7 separate regions of the Homo sapiens genome follow, and all the other regions are linked to region 1. Evidence: chromatin contacts called from ENCODE Hi-C or POLR2A ChIA-PET data. All regions are on one chromosome and are shown on one strand. The core of a region is the stretch at or near the end of the contact, and the rest is flanking DNA. Distances in the headings are between cores, read along the strand shown.

Region 1 (3,684 bases), core at 945-3,444:
ATGCAGACACAACATAATCTCAGGAATTTTGCCCCTCTGTGACCAACCTACAGTAAACATTTAGGAACAGTATCCAAGTGGACTATGTGAATGAGGAGTCCCAGAATCAATGTGGTTCTCCAGCCACAAAACTGACATTACAAATTAAGAGGGTTGCATTTTCAAACTAAATCGTATGCTTCTCCTTCCAGCCCCAGATATTGCAAATTAATACAATTCCATGAAATAGTTAAGTGTCGAAATACCTAAAATGAATCATGGCATACATCCAGCCACTATTACTTCTGCCCAAAGCATTCCATGCTACATAACAAATATAAGATGTGCTTCAGCATGCTCCTATCCTGTGCCTCTGTGAAGAACTGGCAGTGGTGCTGAAAATTACTACTAGAAAGATGAAAGACCAATACCCTTCTTTCAATAAAAACCATCACTTGGATTCTAGCCAAGGTTTTAAAACTAAATGTTATTAGAAACAATAAATCAACTCTGCAGGCTGAAATGTTAGTCCCTTATTTCACTCATTCTTACAAAACATGGCCACAAAATACTGTAAGAAATTGAGTGACAATAAAGCATTAATAATTATAGGCCTTTCATTTCTAGCAATAATGAAATACTCTAGGTTGCAAGTGAATTTATTTCACAATATTCAAGATTCCGTTTAACCTACCTGCATCTCTTTCCCTGTCTTCTTCAATTATTACAATGGCTATATGAATAAATACACTCACTGCTATTGCCCAAACCTCCTATCACTAAACTTATATAAAAATTAAATGGAGAACTAAAATAGTTTAATTCATAAAATCTAGCTAAGTTATGTGTGTTCATATTGATTTTATATTCTTTGTTCCTGCACACAAAACAGATGTGAATTCCTGGAGGTTACAGATAAGTCTGTCTTTCTCTATCCAGGAGCTGAATTGCCAGCTACTGAGAATAACCTATTGCAATGCTTAAAGCCTCTTAGGTATCTTGTCTTCTGAACATATAAATGGGTTCATTATCTTTATTTTTCCCTTTATTAATGTAAGGTTCCTTATTATCTATTAAATACCTTCCAGCAGTGTTAGCACAGAAATTGGGAGGGAATGGGGAGCATGATTTCTGTAATACACAGGTAAGGTATATTGTTTACAATATACTAATTTTCTCCCCAGCTAGCAAAAACTTAGCAGAAAATAAAAAAATGTTAATAATTCTCTTCTCTCCTTTCTCTTCCCTCCATTCCAAAACAAGAGGCAAAAACAAAGATGTTATTACTCTGTAGACTTCATGCAATCAGTAAAAAGAGTCTTATTATCAAAGCAGAATAGTTGATTACAACGTGTTTACAAAAACTATAACCACTACATATGTGATACACACTTAAGTCAAGTTTCAACCCCGTTACAAAGCCTTTGTCAACAGTGGGCAAGTGGGAAAAAGCCGAAGGGCTCTTTGGAATGAAGGAAATCACTGGAGGGGCTTCTCTTGGAAGACAAGGATTCCTTGGTGAGAGGTGTAGAGAGAGAAACAAGACCTAACCTTGGCGAGGGGGCGCTCGCCCAGGGTGGGGACGAGAGGTCAGGGCGAGTGGGGAGAAGGGGATTAGCGCGGAACAGCCGCGACCCGGGGCTGCCCTCGCACCGTGACTCCCCCACCTGCAGCTCACCCTCCCACCGTTCCCCGGCCCCGGCCCCGGCCCGGGCAGCGCCTTTCCTCCCGGCCCTCCGCCTGCATATCCGTTACCCCGGCGGCAGCGGGGCTGCGGGGGAGGGGAAGGACAGCGGAGCCGGGAGGCGGCCGGCCGCGGCGGGGATGCCGCAGTGGCTCCCCGCGGCAGCGGGTCAAAGTCTGCCCGGGCACAGGGAGCCAGCTGAAGCGGAAGGCGGCGGTGGACGTCAGGACTGGCGAGATGGTGGCCCCTCCGAGTCCTCCCACACCCCAGCCGTGCCGGTACCTCATACTGGATGTATTGCTTCCTCCACTCGGGAGTGATGTGCGCGGAGAGGTGCTCGGCGAACTTCATCCTGCCGTTTCCCCCTCACTCCCACTCGGGTCCAGCAGCTACAGGCGGCGGCGGCAACAGCGACTCCGACTCCTCCCCACATGGGCCCCGGCGCGGCGCGGCGCTGCGCTTCTCTCCTCCTCCGCCGCCGCCGAGGTCTCTTCAGAGCAGCCCGCCCGCCATCTTCCTCCTCCTCTCCATAGCCCCGCCCCTCCCCGCCCTCTGGACGTCATCGCCATGGTAACCGCCTACACCGCCCTGACGAAGGGGGTGCTGTAAGGGGTGGGGCTTGGGTACGCTTCTTAAGACTCCGCCCCTTGTGGGCCGTACGTGCTGGAGGCACCTCCCTGGATCTCTTCAGTCTGGCTCCTGTTGGCCTACAGCTGCTTTCTACCGCCTGTCTGGGAAGCAGCAGTGTTGTTACTGCAGTTAATATTAATACTGTAGCAACAATAATCCACACAAGACGTTTATATTTACAAAGAACTGTGCAAATATTTTTCCATTTTGATATTTATGCTTCATAAAACCTTTAAGAAATGGATCAGCACTAATCCAAACTAAGAAGCTAAAACAGTTCAGGACTAAATGTATTTAAAGGAACAGTATTTTACACACTCTAGGTGCTCAATAAGTGCTTATTGAATTTAATTAAAGACATCAATGCCAAAAAGTGCATGCTGCTTCTGAATTTCAATGTAATTGTCTAGTCCAGGGGCTATCAGAAAAGCCAATAAAAACACCAAATGAGGGTACCGACCGCACTTGTAAACTGAGCTTCCTGGGGTTGGGGGTGAGGGTTGGGAGGGAAACCAACGTTGAGAGGAAAGAGAACCCCGTAGAAGTACAGCTCTAAGCCCACCCCAGTAAAACCGGAAACAGGCCCAGCACCCAGGCTGAAGTGTCCCTGGGGAACATGGGCAGAGATCACTCACAGAGCTCTGTACTACATTGAGTGTGGGAGTGATTGTCTTGGAAGTCCCAATTCAGGACAGAAACCCAGGTCCTACCCTGGGTGGAGGAGACCTAATAATAATTTATTGAGCACTCACTGTTCCTGTACCAAGTGCTATTCTAAACCTCTTACATGTACTTTGTCCCTTGATTCTAACATTTTTTTTTTTGGTCTCGCTTTGTTGCCCAGGCTGGAGTGCAGTCACACCATCATGGTTCACTGCAGCCTTACCTCACATAGGTTTGTGAGCCATCCTCCCACCTCAGCCCCCTGAGTAGCTGGGACTACAGGCACATGCCATTATGCCAAACTAATTTTTTTGTTTATTTTTGGGAGAGATGTGGGTCTTGCTATGTTGCCCAGGCTGGTCTTGAGCTCCTGAGCTAAAACAGTCCTCCCACCTAGGCCTCCTAAAGTGCTGGAATTACAGGCATGAGCCACCTTGCTCAGCCTAACCCTCACAATTTTGATGAGATTTCAAGATTTACTAGGGAACTGCTATGCCTGGAGCAGTGCTCTGAGATATCATTCTCTGCTGTTGTCTTTTTTTCTCCATGTACTTTTTTCCCCTTTCTCTTCCCCTTAATTCATGCCAATAGGGATTCTGCAATCATTTCCCCAGGAGAGGGATGACACAAGATGGAAAATAGGCATAGACTATGAGTCTTTCTGGCTTTTTCTGTATAAAAGCCTTAACCTCTGGTGAAAGGGTAATCAAGGTCAAAAAAATAAAGAA
Region 2 (3,868 bases), core at 942-3,441, 2.0 Mb before region 1:
AATCCCAGCTCCTCAGGAGGCTAAGGCAAGAGAATCGCTTGAACCCAGGAGACAGAGGTTTCAGTGAGCCAAGATCGCGCCACTGCACTCCAGCCTGGGTGACAGAGTGAGACTCCGTCTTGAAAAGAAAAAAAAAAAGAAAAGAATGGGGACAAGCTGTTTCTCTGTGATGTTCAGTGATATAGATCAAATCCTTAGAGCAAGTTACTTAACCACTTTATGCTTCAGTTTTCTTATCTGCAAAACGGAGACAAAAATAGTATATACATCATAAGGATAAGATTAAATAATTTAATACATATATAAAGTGTTCAGAACAGTTCCTGGACCATATTAAAGAGCTATGTAAATGTTTGTCATTATTAACAGAATCATCCACATTTTCATCACTCTTACTAATATCATTAGTTCTGGTAGCAAGGCAGCATAGGTCAAGATATAGAGGTAGAAGCATATGACATAATGTGACAAGGAACTGGAGGCTAGCACTGATGATGCCCATGAGGAGTAGGGACAGGCAGGGACTGTATTATAACCTGAAATCATGATATGTTGGGTTTTTCAACTGTTTATGATCTATTTCTGCCTATTAAGATGCAAGCTCCTAGAAGAACTCTGTGAGGAACTGGTGTGGTAAATCATTCTATGCCAGATATGCAGAATAGTCACTGGTAACATAGTCAGTGCTCAATAAGTTTTTTTTTTTTTTTTGAGACGGAGTCTTGCTCTGTCATCCAGGCTGGAGTGTAGTGGTACTATGTTGGCTCACTTCAACCTCCACCTCCCGGGTTCGAGCAATTCTCCTGCCTCAGCCTCCCGAGTAGCTGGGATTACAGGTGCACAACACCACACCTGGCTACTTTTTGTATTTTTAGTAGAGACGCGGTTTCACCATGTTGGCCAGGCTGGTCTTGAACTCCTGAACTCAGGTGATCTGCCTGCCTTGGCCTCCCAAAGTGCTGGGATTACAGGTGTGAGCCACCACGCCTGTCCAACAAGTATTAATTAAATGAATAATGGGTTAAGGATTTTTGAACTTTGTCCTGAAAATGATGGTGGGTCAATGATGCAGGGTGGAACAATGGATGAAGGGCTAGGAAGCAAGTCATCAATTTCTTGCTATAAATGATGACAAGGACTCGAATGGTCATCCCTTTGTAGATGAAAGCAAGAGACTTGGTGTTGGGATGAGGATGAGGGGTGGCCTCCGGGTGATGGTGCCATCTGTGGAGATGGAATAAGTGGGAGGAGGGGCAGATTTAGGAAAAGATGAGTATTTCCATTTGACACATATTCAAGATTTGTAGGTCTAAAGCTCAGCAGAGAGGCTGGGGTTAGAGAGCGAGGCCTGGGAATCCCTGGTGTATAAGGGGTGGTAGAGGCCCCGGGTCTGGATGGTGTGACACAGGTGGTCGTCAAGTGACCATGCACTACTTGTTGTTCACAAGTCCCAGGGCTTTGTCTCCCCAGCAAGACTGGGTATTCTTTGGGGATGGAAATACTTTCCACTACAGCACTAAGTACACAGTACACAGCTCATTGCTAGGAAGATAGTCAAGAACAGAACTTGTAGAGCAGAAAGGAACCTTCAAAACCAAGTTATAGGAGAGAACTGAGGCCCTACATGGTTAAATCACATGCCTGAGGTCACTCAGCTAAGCAGCCACAGAGCTGGCTGTAGGATCAGGTCTCCAGACTGCCAGTCCGGTACCCTTCTGAGAAGGCCGCACTGCCTCAGAGCTGTGAGTTGAGTGAGCTGAGAAAGGTGACAGGGCTTGGGCTTTGGGCTTACTTAGCTTCTATGAGCCTGCGTTTCATAATCAACAAGATTGTCAGGGGTTAACTGGGACCATGCTGCATGTAAAGCATTGTGTCTGGAACACAATAGGTGCTCAATATGTGTTTACTTTCCATTCCTTTCTTCCAAGAAGACCAGAATTTGCAATGACAAAGAAAGGATGCAAGAGTGATGGATGCAGTTGGCTGCTGCCACCTGAAAGGCTGCAAGACTGAGAGGTGAGTGACATGACCCCGGGCATCACATTCCTCATCAGCAGACAGAAAGTGGCTATTGCTTTCCTCCAGAAGGTGTGCAAGTAGAAGCTTTGCTCCTGGTGCCAGAGTGAGCCTGTGGCTGCTTTCCCTCCCACACTCCTCACTCCTTTCTTGGCTCCGCCCTGCTGACTCAGTGACGCAGCAGGAGGAAACTGCTCGGGCTGCAAGCAGTCTTCCAGGCTTTGCGGCTGCCAAAGGAATAATTGAGACGTCTGAGTTGAGCAGGTAAGGCAGGCAGAAGGAGGAAAGCTAGAAAACCTCGATAAGTCGATCCTGAAGAATTCTTGGGCTTTGGAGACTGGAGAGGCCAGGGGCTGGAGGACTTGGGAAGTGGGAGGGGAGCTCCCAGCCCTTGGCTGCCCGGAAGGATCTTCCTCCAGTGCCCTTCCAGAGTTCTGTCAGAGTCCACACGTCATTTATCCATGTCCTCAGTTTCTCAGGCATCTCTTTGCGACTTACTCAGGTCGCACAGAGAAAGTGAAATTGAAAGCAGGATTGTCTGTTGGAGTACTTCCGCAGGCTCGTCTCTTCTCTACTCTGATGCGTCACTCAGGGCTTCCTTGATATTTCCTCTCCTTCCCGGCTCCTTTGTTTATACCAGCCCACCTCACATCTGATTGTAATGGGGACGGTCTACACAAACACTTTGGTTCAAAGATTTCATTGCCTGGTGATCGTGTATGTGTTGCACAATTAATTAAACTTCTAAGAGGCTAATCAATTAACCTCTGAGGCTTTGAAACTGTCAGAGTGGTGAGATTGCTGAAAAAGGGTTGCTTCGTGAATTCTATAGCAGATGCAGTTATTTAAATATTCAGGTAACAGTTTCGGGCTGTCTGATGATTGAACTGGATCTGTAATTCTCAGATCTGATTGACAGTTGGACGAAATTGATAGCTGCCAGTTGCCTATTCGTGTAGTAGCTATATGCACATGTGTAGGGAGAATAGAATTCACTAAGCAATTTATTTTTTCATAACGGGATATAATTAGCTCTAACATTCATTGAGTGGCTAATATTTGCAACACTCCATACTTTAATGTACTTTACACACATGACTGTATTTATTTTTGTCTCCATTTCAGGAAATAGAAAATTGAGATTCAACAATCCAAGGTTACAGGAAGTAATAGTAAAAAATTACACAGCCACAAGCTCAAACTTAGATCTCCCTAAGGTCAGAGTACAAGCTCTTTTCACTACTGCAGATACTCCTTGACTTATGATGGGGTTACATACAGATAAACCCATCCTAAATTGAAAATATTGTAGGTCAAAAGCACATTTAATACACCTAATCTACTGAACGTCATAGCTTATCCTAGCTTACCTTAAATGTGCTCAGAACACTTACATTAGGCTACAGTTGGGCAAAATCATCTAGCTCAAAGCTTATTTTATAATAAAGTGTTAAATGTCTCATGTATTTATCGAATGCTATGCTGAAATAAAAAACAGAATGGTTGTATGTGTACTTGAAGTGTGGTTTCTACTGAATGTTTATTGCTTTTCCACCACTGCAAAGTCAAAAAATCATAAATCAAAGTCAAAAAACATAAGTCAGATATTGTCTGTACTTTAAATAGGGGCACAGGGTTGTACAAAGAGGACATGCACAGAGTCAGCAAACACAGTGATCAACCTTCCTGGTGACATAAGAAATGCAAAGGGAAAAAAAGCCAAGAAATATATTTTTCTTATTGAATGAGGGTTCTTCTTTTTTTATTGATAAATAATTGATGTGCATATTTTCATGGTCTTTTTTTTTTTTTTTTGGAAGCCACCTATCTCTGGTAAGAATATATTTATATG
Region 3 (3,695 bases), core at 141-2,640, 1.4 Mb before region 1:
TGACCTGACTAGAAGGTAAGTTGAATAATGAGAGATGACTGAAGAAGCAGACAAAGTGGAGATGGCAGATAGCCTTTCCTTCAGTTATGGTTTCAAACCCTATGAAGAAAGCTGTTGAGTTTCTATCCACCTGCATATTTTTTATTATTATTTTAGTTAGGTGTGCTTTTTTCAAAGATAAACACTCTATTCCTTTTGCTTCTTCCAGTTTTCAACTGAAGATGTGGAGACCTCTCCTCACAGATGTGTTTTGAAAATTTAAAAGCATTTTAAACAGCAACCTAAGTAAATTAATTATTCAAGACAAGACACAGACCTCTTTAATTGCTTCAAAGAAAGTAAAATACCGGGTAACTTGTCAGGTATTTGTCCAAATCTTCTTTTCCCACAACTTCTGCTCCAAAGATTATGCATTTAGTAATAATACAAAAATCTATTAACAATATTTAGATTAATACTAAAATTTAGTAATAATTTAGAAATCTCTAGTTTGAACTATTCATGAGGAAATTACAAACTACTACACATCTCTAACTGGTAGCATTCACATGCCAGCTGTGGTCTATTATTTGGTGACATGCGGGGACTGCTTCTAAGTTGTTTGAGGGGCTTCTATTTTCTGAATATATCAAGGACAAGATGATGTGACCTGCAGCCCATTGGGGGTCAAGGGGAAAGGTGGTAGAGGTGAGGGATAAGAGAAGTAAAATGTAAGTGCAAAGGCTTTATTCTCTCTGCTTATGGATCTTTCCTCATATCCCCGAACGGAGTCCACCAATTCTGCTTCCCAGTAAACAGCCTATGGGGCACCTGCCTGTAAATACCTGGAGCATCATCAGGTTGGGGGGCGGGGAATTAACAAACACCCTAAAGCCTTTGAGGTAGAAGCAACGCAGGCCCTCTTATAATGTGGGCCAACCGCCCGGCCCCAGGCTCCGCGGATCCCGCCCGGAGTGGTCTCCTGGATCCTCTCTCCTCGGGCGGGCGTCCGGTTCCCGCGCGCTCCAAAGGGCTGCCCGCAGGCCGAGACCACAAGGGGGCGGCGCCTGACCCACTCAGCGGGCAGAAAGCGCTGCCTGCTCCGCTCTCCAGGCGCCGCCCCGGCTCCCGGATGTAGGGTGCTCTCCGCCCGCCCCGCCCCCCGGGGGGTGTGGTGCCCTCCGTCCGCCTCGCCCCCCTCACCCGCAGGCCACCCGGCTTCCCACCGGATGGCGGCGGCCGGGTCCTGGAGGCCCGCAAGGCGGGCGCCGCTCAGCGATCTTCGCTGATGGGCCGCGGCGGTAAAACCTGCCCCGCCCACTCGCGGTAAGCAAAGGTACGGCCCCCCAGGCCCCGCCCCCTGTCCTGACAGATAAGCCTCCTGGCCAACCAGGCTTCTCATCTTCCTCTTAAGTTTTGCTCCGTATCCCCGCCCCAGCTTTGAGCCCCACCCCCAGCGGACAAGCTCCGCCTCCAGCCCGCCTCAGAGGAAAGTGAGCTACAGGATAGGAAGCTGCGGGTCTGCGCAGCCTGAGTGCACAGAGTACCTGTAATGCCTGTGGTGCCGGCCGGGAGGGTTGGGCCCAGAAGAAGGCAGACTAGCCCCTGCCCTGCCCAACTTCAGTCCAGCCAAAGAGAAGTAAACGAGGGAGTGGGTGTTAGGTAAGGAAAGTACCCTGACCGGACGGGTTAGGTGAGAAGGTTTCTTGGAGGAACTGAGACCGGAAGATGGAAGGAATTCGCTAGGCCAGAGGCGGGAGGGTGCCCAGGGGAGGGGACAGAGTTCCAGTAAGAGAAAATAGCAGGCCTCGGTGAGAGGATCACCATAGGTTCCAGAAACTAAAACAATTTTTGACCAATATGGCTGGAGCATAGAGTAGTCCAGCAAGAAATAAAGCTGGACAGAGAATGGAAGTCAGATTCTAGAAGACTCTAGAGGTTCACACCTCTAGAGGCTTTTAAAGTGGGAACGTGGCATAATCAGATCTACATTTCATAAAGGTCACTCTGCAGAGTGCATTGGGAGAAGATCAGACTAGGGACAGGAAAATCAGAAGACTGGCATTGATGTGGACTAGGATGGGGGCAGTGAGGATGAAGAGAGAGGGGTGGATTTGAAAGATGTTTTGCACATAGAATTAACAAATTTTGGATGAGGTGGCAGGGTAGGTGAGAATTCAAGAGAATGAAGAGTAAAGATGATTTATTTCTGCATCAGCAAGGTCAATGGTGACCATACAAGTTATCGCTCGCTCCCCTCCATATTTTTAGCACTTTCAGAGCTGTTACCTTACTGCCTTGAGTGTTTCTCTTTTGCGTAGAGAATTTATTGCTGTTCCAGATTAGAGCTTCCTTGAAGAAATGGACATCTTCAGGTTTTCCTTTGCTTAGATTGTACCGCAAATTACCCATTTGATCATTTGCTGAATGATCCAATGAATCAATGGCCCCAAGGGTTTGATCCTCAAAACTAAAAAAAAAAGCTGTCAGAAAGGCCAGTCCTCAAGAGGTACATTTATAGTCATGTGCCCCATAATGACATTTTGATCATCGATGGACTACATATATGACATTAGTCCCATAAGATTATAATGGAGCTGAAAAATTCTTATCACCTAGCGACAAAGCCATTGTAACACTGTACCGCAATGTATTACTCACATGTTTGTTGTGATGCTGGTGTAAACAAACCTACCATGCTGCCAGTCATATAAAAAGGTAGCACACATGATTATGTGCAATACATAATACTTCAAAATGATAATAAACGACTGTTACTGGTTCATATATTTACTGTATTATACTTTTTATCATTATTTTAGAGTGCATTCCTTCTACTTATAAGAAAAGTTAACTGTCAGCCTCAGGCAGGCCTTTCAGGAGGTATTCCATAAGAGCATTGTCATCATAGGAGATGACAGCTCCGGGTGTGTTATTGCCCCTGAAGACCTTCCAATGGGACAAGATGTGGAGGTGGAAGACAGTGACACTGATGATCCTGACTCTCTGTAAGCCTAGGCTAATGTGTGTGTTTGTGTCTGTTTTTAACAAAAAAGTTTAAAAATTAAAAAGTTAAGATATAAAAAGCTTATAGAATAAGGATATAAAGAAAAAAAAGTTTTGTGTATCTGTACAATGTATTTATGTTTTAAACTTATTATAAAAGAGTCATTTTTTTCAAGTTTATAAAGTAAAAACATTATGGTAAGCTAAGGTTACTGATGAAAGAAAAATATTTTTTCATAAATATAGTGAAACCTAAGTGTACAGTGTTTATGAAGTCTATAGTAGCGTACAGTAATTTTTCTAACAAAAATATATACTATTCACAGAATATTAAAAAGACTAGAAGATAAGGAATCACTTTTCTGATATGAGTCAATATTTGATCCTACATCATGTTATCACAGTAAAATAGAATCAAAGATTGACTCACCCCAGCATTATCAAAAGACCATGGAGGCCAGGCGCGGTGGCTCACGCCTGTAATCCCAGCACTTTGGGAGGCTGAGGCGGGTGGATCATGAGGTAAGGAGTTCGAGACCAGTCTGGCCAACATAGTGAAACCCCATCTCTACTAAAAATACAAAACATTAGCCAGATGTGGTGGTGTGTGCCTGTAATCCCAGCTACTCAGGAGGCTGAGGCAGGAGAATCGCTTGAACCCGGGAGGCGGAGGTTGCAGTGAGCTGAGATCACGTCATTTCACTCCAGCC
Region 4 (3,321 bases), core at 822-3,321, 1.8 Mb before region 1:
TGTGCAGCAGAGGCTCTGGCTTATGGTTCGGTAGTTTGGTATCTGGAAATGATTAATAACATCTTTTAAAATAAAAATATCACTTTTCTCCTCCTTTGCTCCCCTTCCTCGACCATTTAAACTCAAACCTTTACAGAAAGAGATGAAGACAGCTCACTGTGTTACCAAGGTTAAGTCCAGTTTGATATAATGAATGGTAAAGCATTACACTGAGTCAGAAAAGTTGTATTCAAAAGTCGCTATGGGGAAAGAAAGAATCCAATCACCTCAGATTATAGAACTTGGCCTATGATAATTATAATTGCTGTTTTCTAAACATTTACGATGCACCAAGGACTACTCAATCTCTTCTGCATGTGCTATCACAATTAATCCTTTTATGAGGTAAAAATGATTATCCCTCTTTTATTATAGACAAAGAAACAGGCTTCATGTGGCTAAGTGATTTGGCCAACACAAAGCTGGTATGAAGGGAAAGCCCAGATTTGAACCTAGGTTTACCTGACTTGCAGCCGTGCCTTTAGCCACCACAATGTAATGCTTCAAGGGGCAGCACTGAAATTTAACAAGGAATTTGTAAGGCACCTTACCCAATCCAAAATGTCACCAGTCTGAAACATCCCAAAAAACCCTGTTTGAGATGAATGCTGCATCTGTCATGTAAAAGCACTACAGTGTTATACACTCTTAAAGGAAAGGGATGTTGACCAAAGAAGCCAAGTTATGTGTGTGTGGTTGCAGGCAACATTTCTTTTCCACATTTGCGGTACAAAACATAACCAGAACAAACTTCTTCCCTTCCTCTTCCAAAGGCACTGGAAGCATAAATTCTTGCTCTTTAAACTGAAAGAAGCAATAAAATCTGGACACCATCAGGTAGATTTCAGGCACTAAAAATAGAATGATCGAGTAATAGTACGGATAGCAGTATCTACCTACCTACCTACCTACCTACCTATGTTGTGTCTCTAGGTACATTTCAATATTGTGTTCACATACACATTTTCCCAACCATCACGGCAAGCTGAGAGGAGAGGTATGTATTCCCATTTTCCAGATTAACAAGAAGCCGCACTTGATAAAGCAAAATCAGGGAGAATTCGTTAAAGGAATTTCTTGACAATCCCTGGACTTCAAAGGGGGCAAGTGAACACCTCGATTTCCTTTCAGCTGCTCCGGGGGCAGTTTGCACACAGAATTTCAAATCTAGTGGGCGGCTCCACAGGTCATTTTCGATGACCACTTTATTTTGCAGATGAGGAAACTTGGGCCCTGAAAGACCTGCCTAGGGTCTGGCCAGCAGTATGAGACAGGTCTCCAGACTTAGTTTCTACCGCCCTCCAGAATCCTCTCTGTAAAATTAGAGAAACAGCACGTTGATTTCAAATGTGAAATGGCAGAGTTCTGTTTATTTCCCCAGACCCAAGAGAGCCGGAGCGGGCGGCTCTTCCAGGCCTTGGGAACCCCGGCCTGTCCCCAGGCCCGCGCGGCACCCGCCCTAGCCCAGGCCCGCCCAAAGTTCCCTCGGGTCCCGCGCCCCGCGCTCCCTCTCAAGCTAACCCCTGCCCGCAGGAAGCGGGGCTCGGAGGCTCCCTCGCAACAAAAGGCTAAATTCGGTTTCCCTGGTTCCGCATTTCCCCAGGGAGCTCTCCTCGTAAAACTATTCCCCGTGAAGGCGGCAGGGCAGAGGTCCAGGGCGGGCTTTGCTGGGAGCCTCGGGACCCCGGGTTGGGGGCCGTGGGGCGGCACCTGGCGAGCTGGCGGGTGGGCGGCGAGCCGAGGCTTCCCGGCCTGGCGGCAACTCGCCCCTCTGCCCTCAGCCCTCCCGGCTCCGCTCCCTTCCCCCACGCCGCCCTGCCCCTCCCCCACGCCCCTTTCTCTTTCTTTCTTTCTTTCCCAGTTCGCTTGCCCCCACCCCAGCGGCGCCCGCCGGGCTCCTCGCCCAATGGCCGCGGGGCCCGGGACCGCATCAGCTGATCGGCCCGGGCTCCTGGCCGCTGGGAGCCAATCAGGGCACCGGGGGCGGCCCCGGGCCGCGGATAAAGGGTGCGGGGCTGCTGGCGGCTCTGCAGAGTCGAGAGTGGGAGAAGAGCGGAGCGTGTGAGCAGTACTGCGGCCTCCTCTCCTCTCCTAACCTCGCTCTCGCGGCCTAGCTTTACCCGCCCGCCTGCTCGGCGACCAGGTAAGCCCCCGGACGGCCCGGTGTCACGCAAGCGAGGCGCGCCGCCCCTGCTACCCCGCGAGGCGCGCCGCCCAGCCTCTTTTTTCGGCTGCCTGCCCCTCCAGTCCCAGCCCTACGCTGCGGCCTCTCCGGCCCATGCCTGAGATCCGGCATGAGTGCTCCTCCCGCGTGCTTCCGCCGCTGGTGGCTTGGACCCGTCGGGGCTGGCGCTGGTGGGGCGCGCCCTTGGCCAGGCTCTGGGAAGGGCGGGGTGAGTTGTTTTGATCTTCTTTTCACTACTTGCGGCCGAAGCGCCGCCCCTGGAGGCCGTTGGGCCGGCCTGCGCCCTGGGGCTCGCAGTGGTTTGTTTGCGCTGTGGATGGAGTGGCGGTGCGGTCCCCTGTGGAGCGCAAACAAGGCGCTTGGTTGGCGCGGGCGCCTGGCTGCCTTCCTCGTGGTGGGGCCTTCGGAGCAATCGTCCTGGTTCTGGCGATGGTTGAGACGCCTCGATTGCGGCGTGTAACGGTGAGCGTTGTTTGGGCGGCCGGCTCCCGCCTCGGGGTCCCGGGGGCCTTCCAATGTGACCGAACAATGGAGAGCCCGGGCCTCGGCGCAGTCAGTGGAGAAGCCGGTCCGGGCGGAGGCAGCAGCAGCGCGCAGTCCCTACGGCCTGCGCCCCCACCCTCCCCCGGACCCCCCAACCCCTCGGCGGCAGGGTATGGCCACCTCCGTGAGGCCCTGAGATTCGGACGGGGGCCCGAGGGGCAGGGCGCCCACTTTAGGGACATTTCAGTGGGAAGGGGCTGCTCTCAAAGTGGATAATTATAACTCCCTCGGGGGCGGGAAGCGGGGATCCTCCCCCAGCCGCAAGTCCACGAAGAAAGCAACGAATGAAAATTATGAAGACAACGAGAAGTCAGACTCCTCCGGGTCGCGCTCCAGCTGCTTCGGCTTCGTCGCCTACTCTGTGAACTCCGGGGAGAGATCTCGAGTCAAGATTAAGACCTTAACCCACCAACCTGCCTGTTCGGACACCCCCCGGGCCGGCCGCTGTCTGTCCCCTTCTCCATCGCCCTCTCCCAGAAAGCTCCGGTGCTTGGACCAGCTAGAGTCTGAGAAAGAGGAGAGGCGCGAACGCCACTCCAAAAAGAGAAGGGTTA
Region 5 (3,792 bases), core at 137-2,636, 1.3 Mb after region 1:
GGAAAGTGGGCCAAATGAACCAGAGATAGAGTGTGCTCACTCAGTAGGTCTTTATCCTAAAAGACTGCGAAACCTCAGATGCATTCTAAGCATGTGATTCACTAAAACACGTGCATTTCTAAACGATAATTCAGTGCCACAGAGCTCCTTCCAAAACCCATTCTCACACCCAGACAACGCACAGACTTCCTTAACAAGTCATTCACTGACACCGCCCAACTTTTAAAAAGAAAAAAAAAAAGCTTCAAATTGAATTCTACTTCAAGGAAGAGGAAATCAAGCAGGCTGAAAAAAAGAAAAAAGTGGTTTAAACAGGTGGCAGCCACTTAAATATTAAAAAGTGACCAACAGGCCAGGCGCGGTGGCTCACGCCTGTAATCCCAGCACTTTGGGAGGCCGAAGCGGGCGGATCACTTGAGGTCAGGAGTTTGAGACCAACCTGGTCCAACATGGTGAAACCCCGTCTCTACTAAAACTACAAAAATTACCTGGGCGTGGTGGCGCACGCCTGTAATCCCAGCTACTCAGGAGGCTGAGGCACAAGAATCGCTTGAACCCGGGAGGCAGAGGTTGCAGTGAGCCGAGATTGCGCCACTGCACTCCAGCCTTGCGACACAGCGAGACTCCGTCTCAAACAAACAAAAGTGACCAACGAACTTAACCTAAATATATATACGGAGAATAAAGTTTATATAGTTGTTTCTCACTTAGAAATAACCTTTCAATATACATATTATTTAAATTACATGACCATTAACACTTAGGGAAAACAGAAACTTACCTACATCCTAATATTTTACAATAAAACATGAGCTTGATTAAAGGTTCTGGTGCCCCTACAGATTTTCATGTCTTGCTAATACCATCCTTCCCTTCACACATTTTCTCTAAATCATTAAAAAGCTGACTTCCTGAGTGCATTTTTGGTTTCGCTTTTTAAAGAATAAAACGTCTTCTAATTCCTAACTTTCTTTACTACTGACTTGAGAGATGCCACGAGATTTGCGGAACACCAAACCAGCGTGCAGGGTTTAAAAGGCTGCCCGTGACCCGGGCGCCTGACGGTAACTTTCCCGCCCTCCCCTCCCCAACTCCCCTGCAGTCGCCGAGCCTCGCCTTCTCCGCAGCACAGCCCAGGACAAGGCCGGGCCGGAGCTGCTGCCGCCACCGCTTCTCCCTTCCCCGCGGGCTGAGGCCGGTGGACCCAAGCGGGAAGCGAGGAGAGGCGCGGGAGCACCACCGTTACCTGAGGCCCGCGCCCGGCAGCGGGCACTTCGGCCAAGAGGGCAGAGCCGGGAAGCGGTCACAGAGCAGCCAGCAGGAAGGTCGACTCCGGGAAGCTCTCCTGGCGCCCAGGGCCCGCAACGTCGCCTGCTAAGCTAAAGCGCCGGACAGCCCGGCCCCTACGCCCCCTGCCTCCGAGCACCGCTGCGTCACGCGCAGGGCCACCTCCGGCTGAGCATCCTATTGGTGGTCCCCAGGTTGCCAGGCTCCGCCCACCTCCCCGCCCCTTCCCGGGCGCGCGGGTCCCCGGCGCCAGTGCTCGCAGGCTGGCCCTGGCAACCTGCCAAGGAAGCTTCTCACCCGGACATCATGATACCGGCGACAACATCTTGCTTGACACTTCCACCCCAGCAGTAGAATGTGCAGCCAAAACGGGACTGCGACAACTCCCTGCAAGCCCGAAACGGCACCCTGCGTGGTAGCATGGAGCTGCAGGGGCGTTTGGCTCCTAGGCCGACTGGAAGAAGCCGCTTCTGGAGCTGTGGATCATTGCAGTTTGAACTGACCATCCAGGAACAACGTAGAACTAGCCAGAAGCAAGAATCGCTGGCTTATCTGCACACCAAGATTCGTGCCTTTATCAGGAGATTCCTTACCGTTTGAAAACCAGCGTCCTTCAGCAACATTCAAACTAGATAAGGGGAAAAAACCTGCACCAAATAATAAAACACACCAAATAATGGAACAACTAAGTAATATTTAAGGGCCCTTGAGGCCAGGTGCGGTGGCTCACGCCTGTAATCCCAACACTTTGGGAGACCGAGGTGGCTGGGTCACCTGAGGTTAGGATCGAGACCAGCCTGACCAACATGGTGAAACCCCGTCTCTACTAAATACAAAAAATTAGCCGGGCTTGGTGGCGCGCGCCTGTAATCCCAGCTATTCGGGAGGCTGAGGCAGGAGGATTGCTTGAACCCGGAAGCCAGAGGTTGCAGTGAGCCTAGATTGTGCCATTGCACTCCAGCCTGGGCAATAAGAGCTAAACTCCTTCTCAAAAAAAGTTTTAAAAATAAAATAAACAAAGGGCCCTCGTGACTTCATAATCAAAAGAAGAATGATGCAGAGAGATTTGGGACAGAGATTAAATACAACAGTTAATCGCTTGGAATTTGTGAAGGCAGAGGTGTACGTAAATTTAGGGTAAAGGTAGGTGAAAAGGCAATGATGAGAGGAGCAGAGACTGAAGAGTCGCACTCACAGCCTGCAAACTAATACCAGCTAGCCTGGCCTGACTAATCGCTTCTTCCCCACTCCTCCCCAGGACAAAAATCCCTGAACAAACAGATGAGGTTTAGCAGAACTGACTACTCTCTGGGTCCTTTAAACAAAGTGGATTTGTACACGTTCCCTTGGCCACCCAGCAGGCTGCACTGTTCACTCAAAGCAGAAATGGCCCTCAGCATCCAGTCGAGTTTAGTACTGGCTGTCATTGGCAGATCTGCTCCGTTTGGCCTCTTCTACAACTGTGATTGCCACGTGTGCTGACTAGTTGGTGACAGGGTCTGGTAGACCCCCAGCTGCTTCCCCTCCCCACTCCCACTAGTTATAGAGCAGTAGGAACATAGGCACTCATTTCTATTGGGTCTCTGTTGGCTACCTTCTATATACACCAAGATGACTGGCCTTTTCACTGTTTGATTCATTCATTCAAAAAATATTGATAGTATTCTTGGTGCTAGAAATACAGTGGTGAATAAACAGAAGAAGCCCCTGCACTTAGAGGCTTATGTTCTGCAGGACTAGGTATGAAAGGAAACAAACAGGTGGCTCAAGCCTATAATCCCAGCACTTTGGGAGGCTGAGGCAGGAGGATCACTTTGAGGCCAGGAGTCCAAGACCAGCCTGAGCAACATAGTGAGACTCCCTCTCTACAGAATTTAAAAACAACAACAACAACAACAACAATGACAACAAAATTTGCTGGGAATTGTGGCAGGCCCCTATGGTCCCAGCTACTCGGGAGGCTGAGATAAGAGGATTGCTTGTGGTGGGGGATGGGGGGTGAGGGACGGAGGATGCAGTGAGCCAAAAAATCATGCCACTGCACTGCAGCCTGGTCAACACAGTGGGACTCTGTCTCAAACAACAAAAGCTTATGTTTCTAATGAAGAATATAAATAATAAAACGAATAGATGAGATAATCACTGGCAGTGATAAGTACTGAGCAGAAAACAAAACAGAATGGTCAGGGAAGGATTTTCTGAGGAGATAATTCAGGAGCTAAGACCTAAATGACAAGAAGGAGCCAGCCAAGCCAACCATGGGGAGGAAGAACATTCTAGACAGAGGATAATGGGTGTCAAGGCCCCGATGCTGAACTGTGGCTGATGCTGAAGCGTGGCTGTTTGAGGAACAGGCCAGGAGGCTTGAGCATGTCAAATAGGGGTTTGAAGTTGAGTTTGGAGCATTAAGCAGGAACCTAATCACGTTGTTTGGATTTATCTGTTAAGTGCAAAGGCAAGATAATGAAGGGTTTGGGTTTTTGTTGTTTTGAGATGGGGTCTCAC
Region 6 (3,620 bases), core at 605-3,104, 1.3 Mb after region 1:
ACTAAAAGCTAATACAAATTGGCACATTGTACTAAATTGAGTTTCTCTTATCTCTGCTATTACTTTTTGTTTCTTTATTTACTTATTTGAGACCAAGTCTACCTCTGTTGCCCAGGCTAGAGTGCAGTGGCAAGATCTTGGCTCACTGCAACCTCTGCCTCCCGGGTTCAAGTGATTCTCCTGCCTCAGCCTGCCGAGTAGCTGGGATTACAGGCGAGTGCCACCACACCAGGCTAAATTTTGTATTTTTAGTAGAGACCGGGTTTCACCACGTTGGTCAGGCTGGTCTCAAACTCCTGACCTCGTGATTTGAGACGGAGTCTCGTTCTGTCGCCAGGCTGGAGTGCAGTGGCGCAATCTCGGCTCACTGCAACCTCCACCTCCCGGGTTCAAGCGATTCTCCTGCCTCAGCCTCCTGAGTAGCTGGGACTACAGGCACGAGCCACCACGCCCCCCCTAATTTTTGTATTTTTAGTAGACAGAGTTTCTCCATGTTGGCCAGAATGGTCTCAATCTCTTGACCTCGTGATCCGCCAGCCTCAGCCTCCCAAATGGGATTACAGGTGTGAGCCACTGTGCCCGGCCTATTTATTTATTTATTTTGAGATGGGGTCTTGCTCTTGTCTCCCAGACTGGAATGCAATGGCTCGATCCTGGCTCACTGCAACCTCACCTCCTGGGTTCAAGCGATTCTCTTGCCTCAGCCTCCAGAGTAAGCTGGGACTACAGGCGCGAGCCACCATGCCCGGCTAATTTTTGTATTTCTAGTAGAGACGGGATTTCATCATATTTGGCCAGGCTGGTCTCGAACTCCTGACCTCAAGTGATCCGCCCACCTCGGCCTCCCAAAGTGCTGGGATTACAGGCGTGAGCCACCGCGCCCTGCCTCACTATTACTTTTTCCAAAGTTCCTTAAAGCCAAAGACCAGGAACCAAAAAATACGTAACTATTGATATTTAAAATAGGTTGAATTTAAAATCATATATAAATCAACATTTGAAAAAAAGTATAAACTGTATTTAGATGGAGTAGTGAAACAGTACTCTGACTCAAAATACTGTAAAAGGAATGACTTCTTGCTTTATTTAAGCAAGTGTGTTAGAAAAATGTAGCCAATCAAGGTATTCTGAATATCAGATTTAAAAAACCGGTGAATGGAAGGTGATTTCTGTCTTACGGCCATGACTGTTTATGACTTCAGAATCAACGAAGTTTACCTCTTGTCCCTTCCTTGGCTACAGACACTTTTAACTTTTTGCTCTCAGATGTTGATGTAGAGTTTAGCGGGGTGGAGGGCGTTTTCGGGAGAGACATAATAAACAATGCCTCCTATCTCTTTAGTAATTTGAAATAGTCCTCCGGAAAGCTAATTTAGACACAAATCAGCGCCGCACTGGGACTTGCAGGCTGCCACATAGTCCTGCAGGCAGAGGAAAAAAGATTTAAAAAAAAAAAAAAAGATGACAACTATTGAGTACTTAGGTTCAGATCGCAGTTTAGAATTCATCTAGCATGGTTCTCCTTCTTCGGGGCGACCTCTATGTTCTGGGGTTATGTGTAGCGACTAAGAAGCCTTAGTGGACCGTCAGGTCGGGGTCAAGGAGCAGGGCAGGAAGGACCCGCTCGGCGGACCCCGCAGACCGCCGGCACCCCTGGTGGGGGACACTCGCTGCAGGCGGCTCGGCTGGGGACCATACCTTCCCCACAGGCAGCGCTCTCGCGCGCCAGTTCCACAAACTCGCGAGTTGGGCAGGCCTCGCACTGCTTCTTGGTTTAAAATGACGGGAAAGGGACACCCGCGATCCTACCCACACATTGCGTACCCGCCCAGCATCCGCTCACTTCCTCCTTTGCTGGAACGCCTGTTTGTCGTCATAGAAACCCAGGGCCCCGAGGTTTAGCGCCCTCCATAGGGGCTGCCTTCAGCGGTGCCGGCGGAGGAGGGAGACAGCTAAGACAATCCCTACACCCTCTTGGAGTTTCTTATGTTCTAAGTCACAGCATAGGTTCAGTAGCAAAGGAGAAGAAAAACGTTTAATCCCGCCGTTGTCACGGAATCCGAAAGTGTCTCACGCCGGGGCTTCCTGCCGCGGGCCAGGCCAGTGCGCAGGCGCCGGTGGGGGTTAGCTCGAGGGGCCGACCCCTGTAGCCCGTGACGCACGCGGGTTAAGCAAGGGTCTTCTGAGTTGTTTCCATCTTTCTAGCTCTCTTTTTTGTTGCTTTGCATATTTTTCTTTCTCTTTCTTCCTCTTTTTCTTTCTTTCTCTTTTTTTCCCCTGAGACGGAATTTCCCTCTTGTCGCCCAGGCTGGAGTTTAATGGTGCGATCTCGGCTCACTGCAACCTCCACCTCCTGGGTTCAAGCAATTCTCCTGCCTCAGCCTCCCAAGCAGCTGGGACTACAGGCAGACGCCACCATGCCCGGCTAATTTTGTAGTTTGTTTTTTGTTTTGTTTTGTTTGAGACGGAGTCTCGTTCTGTCGCGCTGGCTGGAGTGCAATGGTGCGATCTCAGCTCACTGCCACCTCCGCCTCCCAGGTTCAAGCGATTCTCCTGCCTCAGCCTCCCGAGGGACTACAGGCGGGGGCCACCATGCCCGGCTAATTTTTGTATTTTTAGTAGAGACGGGGTTTCACCATATTGGCCAGGCTGGTCTCAAACTCCTGACCGCGCCCGCCTCGGCCTTCCAAAGTGCTGGGATCATAGGCGTGAGCCACTGCGCCCGGACGCTTTGCATATTTTTCTAAAAGCCAGACTCAGGGGGATGTTGGGTAATAAGAAACGCTGGGTCCCTTATTGGGTAAGCCGTCCAGTGCTTTACATTTCGGTCACGTCTTCCTTGGACCCTTAAATGCCTCCCCCCAGAGCACAAGGAAGGCCTCCTGGGCCCAGATTTTTCACCCCCTTGGGGCAGGGAAGGAGGATTGAGCTTAGGTGGAACCAGCTCAGGTATAATTGTCGGGGCTTCTGGCGTGAAAATCTGCCCTCAGGAAAGAATACCATCAGCGGCCGGTGGCTCACGCCTGTAATCCCAGCACTTTCTTAGGCCGAGGCGGGTGGATCACGAGGTCAGGAGTTCGAGACCAGCCTGACCAACATGGTGAAACCCCGTCTCTACTAAAAACACAAAAATTAGCCAAGAGAGGTGGCGCGCGCCTGTAATCCCAGCTACTCAGGAGGTTGAAGCAGGAGATTCGCTTGAACCGGGGAGGAAAGGGTTGCGGTGAGCCGAGATGGCGCCACCGCACTCCAGCCTGGGCAACAGAACGAGACTCCGTCTCAAAAAAAAAAAGAGTATCATCAGAGCCTTCGCACTGAACTGAGGCTCGGTTCGGTGAGGGATCATTTCTTTTCTTTTCTTTTTTGAGACGGAGTTTCACTCTTGTTGCCCAGGCTGGAGTGCAATGGCTCGATCTCGGCTCACCGCAACCTCCGCCTCCCAGGTTCAAGCGATTCTCCTGCCTCAGCCTCCCTAGTAGCTGGGATTACAGGCATGCGCCACCACGCCCAGCTAAATTTGTGTTTTTAGTAGAGACGGGGTTTCTCCATGTTGGTCAGGCTGGTCTCGAACTCCCGACCTCAGGTGATCCACCCGCCGCGGCCTCCCAAAGTGCCGGGAT
Region 7 (3,795 bases), core at 91-2,590, 1.6 Mb after region 1:
TAGGCGTGGCTAATAAATGGCAATAGTAATTTGTACCAGATTATAGATTTATAAAGTCCTACAGTTTAAAGGCTAAAGGCTAAAAAAAACCCCACATTCCTACTTCCCTTCCAAGTGAGAAATCAAACCTCCAGAGGGAAGCTGGCTGGGTGGGGAAGATGCTGATATCTGGCACTAGACCCAAGTCGCAATAGCAAGCAACTCTCATTTTCCCAAATTAGAAACTCCTTATCCATCCCAATGATGGTATGGTCTTTAAAAGGACTAATAATTCCATTAAGACTAACCAAGCCCTGTTACCCCTACTTTCCCTCCAATCCATCCTTCTACCCCTTCTCTTCTTATCCGGAGACTGGCAGGTTAACAGAAGTCAGATTAGAATGAATCTCTTATCAGAACCCACAATCAAGGACGCAGCTCGACAACTATTCACATTCATCATTAAGGGAAACGTATCGGTCCGCTCTTAATCGCGGGGCCGTCACACCCGGAAATGAAATCTCAAGCGCAGCCCACTGAGGGCTAACACAGCATTCGTTAAGTTGTGCCCTTCTGCGAGCGCCCGGCGCAGGACCCCAGGAGACCGCGGGCCCCGGGCACGGTTGCCCCGCCTTCCGCCTCCGGCCTGCAGGTCACTCGCGCTTCCCGGCCACGAGGCGGGCCCAGCAAAGACCCCGCGAGGGCGCGCTCCCTGGGCTGCCTCAACGGGCGCTCCGGGGAACACAAGAGAGGCACCGGGGCCAATCGCCTCTGGGGACCGCGCAAGGGGACGAGAGACGGTCACTAGAAGGACCTCTGGCAGCCTGAGGCGGCCCCAGGTGGGCCCGCGCCTCAGGTGGGCCAGGGACGTGGCGGCCGAGGCCGCGTCCCTTCAGCCGCGACCGCACACAGGGACACGCGGCCCGAGCGGGTCTCCCAGGAAGCCTCGGGCCCTCGCCCGGGACCCGCCCGCAGCCACTCGGGGACGGCTCAGGGCACCCGGTGCCCGGCCCCTCAGGGAGGCGCCCCGCCCCCAGGCGGCCCCAGCCCGGCGCGCGCTACGTACCGTGCCCCGCCCGCGTGCCGGTCCGCATTTTCCCGCCCGCCGCGCCGGGGGCGGGGGTCGCGCGCCCTCCCCCGCCCCCGCGCCACTCACCTGTCGGGCCCTAGGCTCGCTCCATGGCCGCCCGCGCGGTGCGGTGCGGCGCGGCCCCGGCCGCCCCCGCCGCCTCCGGGGAGGGGCAGCCCCACGCCGCGCTCACCGCCCCCAGCCGCCGCCGCCGCCACAGCGGCTCCGGCCCACCCCCGGCCCGGCCATTCCCAGGCCACCTCTCGCCGCGCAGAGCGGCAGTCCCACACCCACCCCCCCGCCTCCGAGGCCCCCGGCTGTTGGTACCGTCCTAGCGTAGCGCCTGCCCGACGGCCAATCCCAGCGCTCGCTCGGCGCGGCCCCGCCCCCGCCCAGTAGGCGGCCCCTACCGGACCCGCTCCGGACTGCCCCCCTTAACCTCTTCCATACCGGGCCCGTCCGCTTAACTCCCTCGGCGCCGGCGCCGGTCTCCTGCCGGCCGCGCCGCCCTGCCCGCTTACATAAACTGGCCTCTCACTTCTCACTTCCTTCGCTCTTTTTTCTTTTTCTGTATTTGTCCTCCATCCCCCACCCCGTCTTCTCTTTTTCTTTCCTGCTTTTCTTAGGTAGGTAGGCAGCCAAGCAGCAGGACTGGAGAGTTGCGGTCCCCTAGGTCGAGTTCTGTTTGTGAGAAGCATTTTCCCTCCTCCTGTTGCCTTTTTAATTTGCCTTGACTTCTGCTCGGAACTTCTGCCTATCTAAATGTATCCCCCGCTTCTTTTGCCCAGAAAAAGGCTAGCCTTTCCACACTGAGTGCAAATGGCTCTTCATTCGGACCAGAGCGGAGCGTCCTGCTACATACTTTCAGGAGCATCTCACAAAATTATGATTCATTTACTGTAATATTAGTTGTTTTACATCTGTTTTTTGCTAAGGACCGTAAGCCCCATGAGGGCAGGTCAGTCGCTCCTGGGTCGCCAATGCCCGACCGTAGTGCACCCAGTGGGCGCGGATAAATCGTGTGAATGAAAGATTCTGCCTTCCCTTTGTTTGCTTTCAGCTGACTTATACAGAGCCGCCACTGTGTCCATCCATTTATTCACCATATACTAAAGCGCAAACTTAGTGTGCCTGACCCTGAAATATAATGCAGGTTACTCCATGGAATAAGATGCGTGATGGGGAAAGACTGAGCTGACACTTTTTCTTCAGGCCACATAGTTCATTTAATCAGTAAGGCGTACTGAACAGAATTCTTTCTTACTGGCTGTATGATACTGGATGTGCCAGTTAACTTTGCTGAGCATCAGTTTCCTTAACTGGAAAATGGGAGTTAATAACTTCACAGGGTTGTTGTAAGGATTAAGTTAGGAAATGTATGGGGAAAGTACTCTAAGATTATTGTGTATGATTAGGTGTTATTCGTCTGTATATTTGCTGAGCATTTACTATCAGGAGATCCTAGAGAAATAATTGGGCTTGACACTTGCTCCGGACAATGTAGTTAGGGAGGCAGCATTAATCACTGCAGGAGACGTACAGTCAAATGCAGAAGGCATTGTATTAGCTTTTTGCTGCGTGTAGTTGAAAAGGTTTGGAGGTTTGGAGGTCGTTTTCTGGCCGGAGAATACATAATTCTTGGGAAAATGAGCTGGAAGATAATGAGAATCTACCTTATTTCTCTGCACAGGAAGATCAGTCTGCCTGCAGTTAGCTAATCTCCCTGAACCTTGCTCACTACATCAGGAGACCATAAAGCAAAAGGGTAAATCAACAGTTCCTTTAAGACACTTTATCCAAAAGGATTCTCCTTTCTTGCCTGTAACTCTGACAAGGACAGTGAGGGTGAACGCTCCAACTGTCACTGTTCAGGAAAAGGCCAGCTTATCCTGCAGCCTCAGCTTCCTGGGCGGATGATCCCTTCTGTCTTTAAGGATTTTCAGGTGAGGGCAGGGGGCAGTCATTGCCTCTCCAAGCAACCCACTTCAGTGCTTAATTTCGCATCCATCTATCCATCCCACATACTGCAGGACAGACACACTTCCTCCTTTTCTGTCCTCAGAGAAGGAGAGCTATGGGTTCAGGGCCTCTCTGTGAAAGGCTTTCAGACGACAAAATTGTTCTGCCCCCCAGTTTTCCCTTCTCCATGTTGCATTACCCAGGCCCTTGTTGAGTGTATGCATAGCACCAGCACCGTGCCTGACACTCCATGATGTCAGTTTCTGCCCCCTCCGCCTGTACGGGATTATTTTCCAACCAATCAACAGTCAATATATTCTAAGTATTGTGAGGGATGCAATCATTTAAGAAGGGCGTTTACATGACTAGCACACAGGAAGCAGCTGCAAGGAATAGGGACACTTAAATTATGCAGCACAGACTCTGTGATCACTGAAAGAATCACAGTCCAGGAAAACAGTGTGGGCTGGTATTGAGGTGAGCAAAATACAGGTAGGAGAAGAGAGGAACAATATGAACCAAAGTTAGGCAGTGCTCTGTGAACTTACAGCCGCCATCTTCAGCAGATCCTGCGTGACAGGAGAATTGTTCATTTGTTTGTTTATTCATTCATTCACTGATGCATACATTCATTCATTTAATGAATGTCTACCAAGTGCCAGGCACTGAGCTACCAGACCATGCAGAGATGAAGAAAGCCTGGTTCCCATTCTTGAGAAGCTGGCAGGAACCCCAATTAAGGAGGTCTGAGCACTTTGTCAAGACTCTTGTGATGCTCCTTTTACCAC

The links. Hi-C counts contacts between places; a loop is a spot of excess contacts on that map. ChIA-PET counts read pairs that join two places held with the same protein, here RNA polymerase II (POLR2A). Pooled maps may share reads with other maps.
Region 2: a loop to region 1 is called in a map of CD8-positive, alpha-beta T cell, with 20 times the contacts of the local background. The contact joins the promoter of RNASEL here to the promoter of XPR1 in region 1. A Hi-C loop is called at or near these places in 2 of 168 maps with a recorded cell type or tissue (CD4-positive, alpha-beta T cell and CD8-positive, alpha-beta T cell) and 5 of 50 pooled maps.
Region 3: a map of B cell shows a loop between it and region 1 (24-fold over the local background). The contact joins the enhancer-like site here to the promoter of XPR1 in region 1. A Hi-C loop is called at or near these places in 6 of 168 maps with a recorded cell type or tissue (B cell, CD4-positive, alpha-beta T cell, CD4-positive, alpha-beta memory T cell and 2 more), 2 of 37 single-sample maps with no recorded cell type and 16 of 50 pooled maps.
Region 4: a map of B cell shows a loop between it and region 1 (19-fold over the local background). The contact joins the promoter of GLUL here to the promoter of XPR1 in region 1. A Hi-C loop is called at or near these places in 2 of 168 maps with a recorded cell type or tissue (B cell and naive thymus-derived CD4-positive, alpha-beta T cell) and 10 of 50 pooled maps. POLR2A ChIA-PET finds 5 or more read pairs at or near these places in 1 of 52 experiments (A673).
Region 5: a loop to region 1 is called in a map of CD8-positive, alpha-beta T cell, with 18 times the contacts of the local background. The contact joins the promoter of SOAT1 here to the promoter of XPR1 in region 1. A Hi-C loop is called at or near these places in 4 of 168 maps with a recorded cell type or tissue (B cell, CD8-positive, alpha-beta T cell and naive thymus-derived CD4-positive, alpha-beta T cell) and 8 of 50 pooled maps.
Region 6: a loop to region 1 is called in a map of CD8-positive, alpha-beta T cell, with 7 times the contacts of the local background. The contact joins the promoter of AXDND1 here to the promoter of XPR1 in region 1. A Hi-C loop is called at or near these places in 2 of 168 maps with a recorded cell type or tissue (CD8-positive, alpha-beta T cell and naive thymus-derived CD4-positive, alpha-beta T cell) and 8 of 50 pooled maps.
Region 7: a map of CD4-positive, alpha-beta T cell shows a loop between it and region 1 (16-fold over the local background). The contact joins the promoter of FAM20B here to the promoter of XPR1 in region 1. A Hi-C loop is called at or near these places in 3 of 168 maps with a recorded cell type or tissue (CD4-positive, alpha-beta T cell, CD8-positive, alpha-beta T cell and naive thymus-derived CD4-positive, alpha-beta T cell), 1 of 37 single-sample maps with no recorded cell type and 10 of 50 pooled maps. POLR2A ChIA-PET finds 5 or more read pairs at or near these places in 1 of 52 experiments (OCI-LY7).

The regions. Positions count from the first base shown.
Region 1 is chr1:180,630,532-180,634,215 of GRCh38, reverse strand. XPR1 (xenotropic and polytropic retrovirus receptor 1) reads right to left here and starts at 2,194. Exons shown (of 15, transcript NM_004736.4): 1 at 1,946-2,194. The coding sequence starts at 2,014. RefSeq lists enhancers at 1,329-1,829, 1,830-2,330 and a silencer at 1,455-1,834.
Region 2 is chr1:182,587,579-182,591,446 of GRCh38, reverse strand. RNASEL (ribonuclease L) reads left to right here and starts at 2,191. Exons shown (of 7, transcript NM_021133.4): 1 at 2,191-2,280. RefSeq lists an enhancer at 2,316-2,475.
Region 3 is chr1:182,027,431-182,031,125 of GRCh38, reverse strand. No RefSeq gene overlaps it. Among named protein-coding and RNA genes, the nearest start is that of ZNF648, 32 kb to the left of the region's middle. RefSeq lists a silencer at 1,009-1,398. Within about 2 kb of position 1,390, at least 30 of the 41 ENCODE cell types and tissues checked have a DNase peak (open chromatin) inside an H3K27ac peak, as active enhancers do; they include B cell and CD8-positive, alpha-beta T cell, where a contact is called at or near this core.
Region 4 is chr1:182,390,540-182,393,860 of GRCh38, reverse strand. GLUL (glutamate-ammonia ligase) reads left to right here and starts at 2,071. Exons shown (of 7, transcript NM_001033044.4): 1 at 2,071-2,182. RefSeq lists a silencer at 1,656-2,335.
Region 5 is chr1:179,291,391-179,295,182 of GRCh38, reverse strand. SOAT1 (sterol O-acyltransferase 1) reads right to left here and starts at 1,386. Exons shown (of 16, transcript NM_003101.6): 1 at 1,247-1,386. RefSeq lists an enhancer at 682-1,189 and a silencer at 1,402-1,591.
Region 6 is chr1:179,364,205-179,367,824 of GRCh38, reverse strand. It overlaps AXDND1 (axonemal dynein light chain domain containing 1), which reads right to left and starts at 1,854. Exons shown (of 26, transcript NM_144696.6): 1 at 1,825-1,854; 2 at 1,219-1,421. The coding sequence starts at 1,315. RefSeq lists enhancers at 1,454-1,523, 1,904-2,303.
Region 7 is chr1:179,023,439-179,027,233 of GRCh38, reverse strand. It overlaps FAM20B (FAM20B glycosaminoglycan xylosylkinase), which reads right to left and starts at 1,340. Exons shown (of 8, transcript NM_014864.4): 1 at 1,136-1,340. RefSeq lists silencers at 554-1,293, 1,334-1,523.